Regions from separate parts of the Homo sapiens genome. Here region 1 is linked to region 2. Evidence: chromatin contacts called from ENCODE Hi-C or POLR2A ChIA-PET data. All regions are on one chromosome and are shown on one strand. The core of a region is the stretch at or near the end of the contact, and the rest is flanking DNA. Distances in the headings are between cores, read along the strand shown. Region 1 overlaps ADCY3 (adenylate cyclase 3). Region 2 overlaps NCOA1 (nuclear receptor coactivator 1).

Region 1 (3,624 bases), core at 1,060-3,559, 120 kb after region 2:
AGTGGCACAATCTCAGCTCACTGCAACCTCCACCTCCCGGGTTCAAGTGAGTCTCCTGTCTCAGTTTCCCGAGTAGCTGGGACGACAGGTGTGCACCACCGCGTCCAGTTAATTTTTGTATTTTTTAGTAGAGACAGGGTTTCACTATTTGTTGCCCAGGCTGGTCTCAAACTCCTGACCTCAGATGATCCACCCGCCTCGGCCTCCCAAAGTGCCGGGATTACAGGCATGAGCCACTGTGCCCGGCCACTACTTTGAATAAATTTTAAAACAGCTTCTCTAGTTCCTCTAACAGCCCCAGCTGTGAAGACGAGGGTACCGTAGAGCTGGGAACCACTCTGTTTGGAGAAGTTCACAGGCAACAGAAAGGTGGGCTCTAGCCAAAGTCTTGTCTTCTGACACATGGCCTCAGAGCTGTACGGCCCACATCACGATGCCTACAGCAGTGCACTTTATAAGAGGCCGGAGAAATTCCTCTTTTGCTTATTTGTGTTTGCTGTTTAGGTTCAGCCCTACCTAGGCCCCAGTCCCCTGTCCCTGAGAAGGCCTGGGCCCAGCGGGGGCTGCCTGAAAGAAAGAACAGATGGAGACAAATGGCCTCATGGTTCCGGGCTGAGACCACACCCCTCACCTCATCTCTCTTCTTGGACCCCAGGAAATGGCGTGCCACGTGCTCAGGCAACATGTTGGTGACCAAGGCCTCGTTCCAGCGTCGCATCTCATAGACACGTTCCTTCTGGTCGTGGACCTCAATCTTCCACAAGAAAAGTGTCCGTGCCAGTTTTTCTACCTACAGACACAGACAAGGCGAGGCATGTGCTCTAAGCTGGCCACTGGATAGAAGGATGAAAAACAGGAATGGCCAGGCGTGGCGGTTCATGCCTGTAATCCCAGCACTTTGGGAGGCCGAGGCAGGCGGATCACCTGAGGTCAGGAGTTCGAGACCAGCCTGACCAACATGGTGAAACCCTGTCTCTACTAAAAATACAAAAATTAGCCGGGCATGGTGGCGGGCACCTGTAATCCCAGCTACTCGGGAGGCTGAGGCAGGAGAATCAACTTGAACCCAGGAGGCAGAGGTTGCAGTGAGCCGAGATCGCACCACTGCACTCCAGCCTGGGCAAAAGAGTGAGACTCAGTCTCAAAAAAAGAAGAAAAACAGGAACGTGAATGGAGGAACTCCCCTTGGAAAGGCTGGAAGGAAGATGGCTAAATGGCAAGGGAAGTAAGACCCTGCAAAGATTGCACCTCATCAAAAGGCCACCCAATAGTGGTGCGGTTCCCAGCCTCCGTAATTACAGCAGAGATCCAGGAGGCCTTCCGTGTGTAGGGGGCCTCTTGGGACCTAATTTCAGCTGCAGGTCTGTCTCGTGGAGGTGGCAGCAGTGGGGATCTCCCAACTCAGGGTGGAGTCCCCCTTTCTAGCAGGCGCCATTTGGGTAAGAAGTGGCTTGGGAAGGCTGTACTTCCCTGGAAAGCCAGTAGGGGGCACTTGAACTAACATTGGGCCCTAAGTACAGAGGATCTTTCTCTTCCCTCTCTTCCTTCTCTTTTCCTTTTTTGTCCGGTTGAGTGCGGTGGTTGTGGCGGGGGGGGGGGGGGTGCGGGGGGGGTGTCTCACTTTGTCACCCAGGCTGGAGTGCAGTGGTGTGATCTCAGCTTACTACAGCCTCAACCTCCTAGATTCAAGCAATCCTCCTGCCTCAGCCTCTCAAGTAGCTGGGATTACAGGTGCGGGCCACCATGCCTGGCTAATTTTTGTATTTTTTAGTAGAGACAGGGTTTCACCATATTGCCCAGGCTGGTCTCAGACTCCTGGACTCAAGTGATCCTCCACCCTCAGCCTCCCAAAATGAGCCACTGCACCGGCCTTCTCTTTTCCTTTTAACCCAACAGAAAGTCCATCAGCTCCCTTCTCTTTCTCTTCTGGCTCTGTGGTCAGTTGTGTTAATGTCCCTCAGCGCCACGGGGAGTGCGGGGGCCATGAGCCCCTGGCCTAGGGGATATTGATTTGATTCAAGATGTTTGTGCCTTCACTCTATCCCCTCCCACCTTCACTCCCATGCTTCCTTCACCATCCTGGAGGGGGTCGGACGGAAGAGGTGAGGAACTGTCTTCCTGTGTGACTGAGGAAGGAGCCTGAATAGAGAAGGCGGTGGCCTGACCAGGCTCACGTGTGGGGCTGGGTGAAGGGAAGCCCCATTCCTTAGGAGCTTGGGCTCTTAGGTCCCAGGGCTGCTTCTCAGGAGGCCCTGTGGGCTGTGGGCACAGAGCGGGGATCGTGCAGGCGGCACTCACGTGGCGGGAGAAGTAGTAGAAGCTGAGCATCATGAGGAACACCATCACCGTCATAGAGTACTTGGAAGGCACCAGGGGCAGCCTGCTGGGCAGAGCGTGTGCAACTGAAAGGGCTGTCATCTGCCTCCTGGAGGGGGCCTGATTCCCTCCAACTAGATGGTGCTGCTTCCTGCCACCCCAGCCCTAGAGCTCACCCCGGCTCCTTAGGCCCTTTCACATCAAGTCGGGCTCCCCCGGGCAGTAAAATTTTCTTAACTCACTGGGCTCCTCTCCAACAGCCAGGCAACCCCTGGCCCCTCCTGGCTGCACCTGGTATTCACATCAGGGCTGCTCCCCAGGTATTTAAGAAACACTGCATTGCCTGACTGATCACAGAGGTAGCTACAACCATGCAGGAATTTGGAGAAGCAAGAGACATCAGTGATGGGATTTCATAGCCATGGGACTGGGGTACAATCTCACCATGGCTTTTTACCTTGTTCATACATATTTTTATGTGGAGCTGTGGTTAGTTTCCATTACCGTATGGTATTTCACTGCATGAATATACCAGTTATGTATCCATTTCCTGTTGATGTCATTTGGGTTGTTTTCATTTGTTTTGGGGGAGGGGGTATGTCTATTACGAACAGTGCCACTTTGGACATTCTCATACATATATCCTGGGACATGAGTATGTGCATGAATTTCTCTAAGATGTGTGTATATATATATATACACATATACACACGTCTGCGTGGGTGTGTATGTAGGAGTGGAATTGCTGGGACACAGGTTTATTTTCAACCTTACTAAATAGATCAAAATATTTTCTAACACGGTTGTACTAACTCATACTCCCACCAGGAGTGTAAGAGTTACTATTGTACTTGATATTGTCAGAGTTATCTGGACCGGTACGTGTGTGATGGTATCTCACTAGGGTGTAACTGGCATTTCCTTGATTACTTGAGTGCCATTTATTAGTGGCCATTTAGAGTTCTTCTTTTGCTAAGGGCTATGCAGGTTTTACCCCTCTTCTATTAGGTCATCTTTTTATTTCTAAACTTCCTTGAAGGTCTGTTCAAGTCATGGAATCATAAAATTTTAAAACCTTGGCACTGGCAGGGACCTTAGAGAACTTCTGGTTCAGTATCCTCCTCAAGAGATGAAATTGCAACTCATGGAAACGGACCTGCCTGTGACCCACAGAGAATTACTGCCTGCTGCAGGCTCAGAAGCCAGGTCCAAATCCAAAGCGTCTTCCTCCCTCCTCATTTTCCTGCTGCCTGTCTGTCCTGCCAGCCAGTTACATGCAGCTGCCATCCACCTGGTATTTCCTTCCCT
Region 2 (3,532 bases), core at 875-3,374:
AGTCTATAGTCTAAGATGTTTACTTACAGAGAAGTTTGTAAACTATGAACCTAGGTTCCACAAACTTAATAACTATAACTAGGAAATGATGTTTTATGGGTAATCCCACTTTAGGTGATTTATAAGATATATTTAAGGTATTTAAGTTTCTGAGAAGTTCTACAATAAAAATACCTTTTAAATTTTGTTATTGAGACTTTTTTTTCACAGAATACTTTTTCCTGGAGCACATCTATCAGCAGTTAGATAGTAGTCATGGGAAATGTCAGGCTATACAACCTAGAAACTAGTTGTATGAAAGTTCTGTTTATATATATATATAATGATGTAATGGATCATCTTTTCTTGTCTTTGAAATATCCATGACATATTGTTATATTAAAAAGTAGGTGGCTGGGCACAGTAGCTCATGCCTGTAATCCCAGCCCTTGGGAGGCTGAGACAGGAGGATTGCTTGAGTCCAGAAGTTCAAGACCAGCTTGGGCAACATGGCGAAACCTCATCTCTACAAAAAATAAAAATACAAAAATTAGCTAGGCGTGGCACACAGGTATGGTCCCAGCTAGTCGGGAGGCTGAGATGAGAGAATTGCTTGAGCCCAGGAAGTGAAGACTTCAGTTAGCCTTGATCATGCTACTGCACTCAAACCTGGGTGACAGAGTGAGACACTGTCTCAAAAAAAAAAAAAAAAAGAGTAGACCAAGAGAGCACAGCATATATAATATGATCTCACTTTTACATATCTTTCTATTTATCCAATTCTAGAAAATTAACAAAATTTTAACTGTTTATCTCTGCATGATGGAATTACAAATGACTTGACTTGTTCTTTGTTCATCTCTCTATTAACTTTATATTAAAATAAAGCCATTTTCATCTTTTAAAAAATATAGTTAAGGCTAGCCATGGTGGCTCACGCCAGTAATCCCAGTATTTTGAGAGGCTGAGGTGTGAGGATCGCTTGAGCACAGGAATTTGAGATCAGCCTCGCCAACATGGCGAAACCCTGTCCTATTAAAAATACAAAAATTAGCCAGGCGTGGTGGCATGAGCCTGTAATCCCAGCTACTCGGGAGTCTGAGGCAGGAGAATCCCTTGAACCCAGGAGGCGGAGGTTGCAGTGAGGCGAGATCATGCCACTGCACTCCAGCTTGGGTGACAGAGGGAGACCCTGTCTCAAAAAAAGAAAAAAAATATATCATGAGTCAAAGCTGGAAAGGGTTTATGGTATTAAGTTTGGAAGCATTGCTATAAAACATAAAGTACCGATATCAATGATTAATTAGAATGTTCTTTGAGACTTGTGTAATGTGATTAAGTCCACGGTCCATGTAACAACTGAAAATCTTTTTATGTCAAACTTTGTTAAAAATATTTAAAATGTGAGTTTACTGTCCTCTTAGTGATTTTGATATAATAGAGTTTACTCATTGGTGATTGAGAATTTTAGAACATCTAGGGGTAATTATTTTTTCTGTACCTAATAACAATTTTTTAATTCTTTATCTTTTTCTGCATATATTTAGGTGACTACCACAAAGAAAAATAAACCTCTACCGGCATTGACCCATAGTACCCTGCCACACATTTTTTCACCTGCCTATTTTGTTAATATCAGTCAGGCATGCTTGTTTGAGGTTATCTCAGCACCAAATTGGGAGGGATCAAAAACCCAAAAACTTTGCTTCTACAGCTGCTGTAACCAGGGAAAATTTAATGTTTCTTTTGCTTTGTAGCTCTGTTGAGGCCTATTCTAGGGATAAAAATAAATAAAAAATAAATAAATAAAAGCGGCTGTCATGTTAAAGGTTCTTTGGAAGGATTCTGAGGTGTCAATAATAGTCCTTCAATATTATCTTTCCTCACTAAGTGTTCTAAGGAGTTTAGAAATGGACACAGGAATCAGAGATCAGAATACTAGGTATAAAGATGACAAAATTAGGTCAGAAAACTAGGCCAGGACCTATAAACAAAATGGGATTCCAAAACTAAACCTTGAAACCCACTTAAAGGGAAAATTTGATGTGTACGGCAAATGTTTATTGAACCAACTCTGTAAGGAGCTGTGGCTACCTTACTCATCTCTTAATTCAAAGTATTAGTGATTGTTATTCAGAGTTGAAGCTGTTGCCATAAATAGTGTCTAGGGATTGACTATGTGTGTGACTCAGAACATAAATACTTTGGAAGCTGCGTATTTGTTGGGTTTTTTTCCCTCTGATGTTTATTGAGGAAATACTCATTCAATACCTGATATGTACTCCATGCTAGGCTCCGTGCTAGATATTATCTTACAATGTTGTTGGCTCAGTTTTAGTAATGAGTTGACTGAGATGGGTGAATGTTAATTTGCATTAAGTCTTAAACTTGTAAATGACAGTGAGAGGTCAAGCCTGAATCTGACTCCTAGGCTGTTACTCTTTTCATTGATTTATGCTGCCTTCCTTTGACCTCTTCATCTGAACAATTAAGCACCAGACTTTTAGTTAACTGGAGAGTCTTACTGAGTTCTAATTAATTGAAGTTTTACCATATTAAATATTGCCTCTTTCTCATTTCCAAGAATGGCTGAATGAATTATTAAATGCCAAATCTTAGTCCATACATTCTCATCCAAAACAAATAATCTAATTTCAAAACATAAAGTGTGGTAATTGTCTTGTATTAAATTAATAGGCTTCCCTAAATTCAGGAATTTTTCCTAGTTTAGATACATTATATTTAGTAAGTATGCCAGTGATTTAGCTGAAATTGCCAGGTGTGTAAAGAATGTGGTTGGTCAAATATAAGTCTTATCCTTTCAATTAAATTTATATTCTGGTTTTGGTACTTAAGCAGATATATTATGGTATAGATTTACATTAAACTATACCTTTTTCAGTTGGTACTGTATACACAGGACAATAAAATAGAACATGTCTTGTTTAAGTAACATGTAACTTCAAAAATTATTTATTAATTGGTAATTTTAAGCCTCTTTCTCATGGCCTTTAAAATGTAATCAAAGCCCCTTTGAAATGTCTTTGAAAAATTGGACTAACATTTTATCACAGGCTAAATTATAATAGTCATTTGTGGTAGTACTCAATCTTTCTTAAAATAGAATTATATGGTATTATTAAAACATCAGTGATATTTTATTACATAATAGTCTGGCATAGCCTTTACGTATTTAATAAATACTTACATGATTAGAATTTTTTCTGCTGTTAGTAAAGCTTTAAGACAAGAGTAAATTATGCTACTTATAAAGTGACTTGACTGCCTTAACTTAGTTTTTGTTCCTTATACTAATAACCATTGGCTACATCTTAATTTGCTTACTAAACTTTAAAAATTCAAACATTAAAAATAGTACACAGATTTTACACATATTTATAAATAACTTGTCAAATGGGACCTTAGTGATTCACATTCCTGAGTGAAAAGTTAAATTTGAATATTAGTTAAGGAACTCTGTAAACTGATCAAAACTTAGTAAATTTTATGGTGTGTCAGTCATATCTTAGTAGAGCTGTTATTTAAAAAAAAA

Evidence for each region. Hi-C counts contacts between places; a loop is a spot of excess contacts on that map. ChIA-PET counts read pairs that join two places held with the same protein, here RNA polymerase II (POLR2A).
Region 1: a loop to region 2 is called in a map of endothelial cell of umbilical vein, with 2.9 times the contacts of the local background. The contact joins two enhancer-like sites. A Hi-C loop is called at or near these places in 1 of 168 maps with a recorded cell type or tissue (endothelial cell of umbilical vein). POLR2A ChIA-PET finds 5 or more read pairs at or near these places in 4 of 52 experiments (OCI-LY7, T-cell, activated naive CD4-positive, alpha-beta T cell and 1 more).

What each region holds. Positions count from the first base shown.
Region 1 is chr2:24,823,747-24,827,370 of GRCh38, forward strand. It overlaps ADCY3 (adenylate cyclase 3), which reads right to left. Exons shown (of 22, transcript NM_004036.5): 16 at 2,299-2,380; 17 at 632-790. Among named protein-coding and RNA genes, the nearest start is that of CENPO, 32 kb to the left of the region's middle. RefSeq lists enhancers at 1,720-2,279, 2,280-2,838. Within about 2 kb of position 2,310, at least 5 of the 41 ENCODE cell types and tissues checked have a DNase peak (open chromatin) inside an H3K27ac peak, as active enhancers do.
Region 2 is chr2:24,700,832-24,704,363 of GRCh38, forward strand. The region is part of intron 11 of NCOA1 (nuclear receptor coactivator 1); the gene reads left to right. Among named protein-coding and RNA genes, the nearest start is that of PTRHD1, 91 kb to the right of the region's middle. Within about 2 kb of position 2,125, at least 2 of the 41 ENCODE cell types and tissues checked have a DNase peak (open chromatin) inside an H3K27ac peak, as active enhancers do.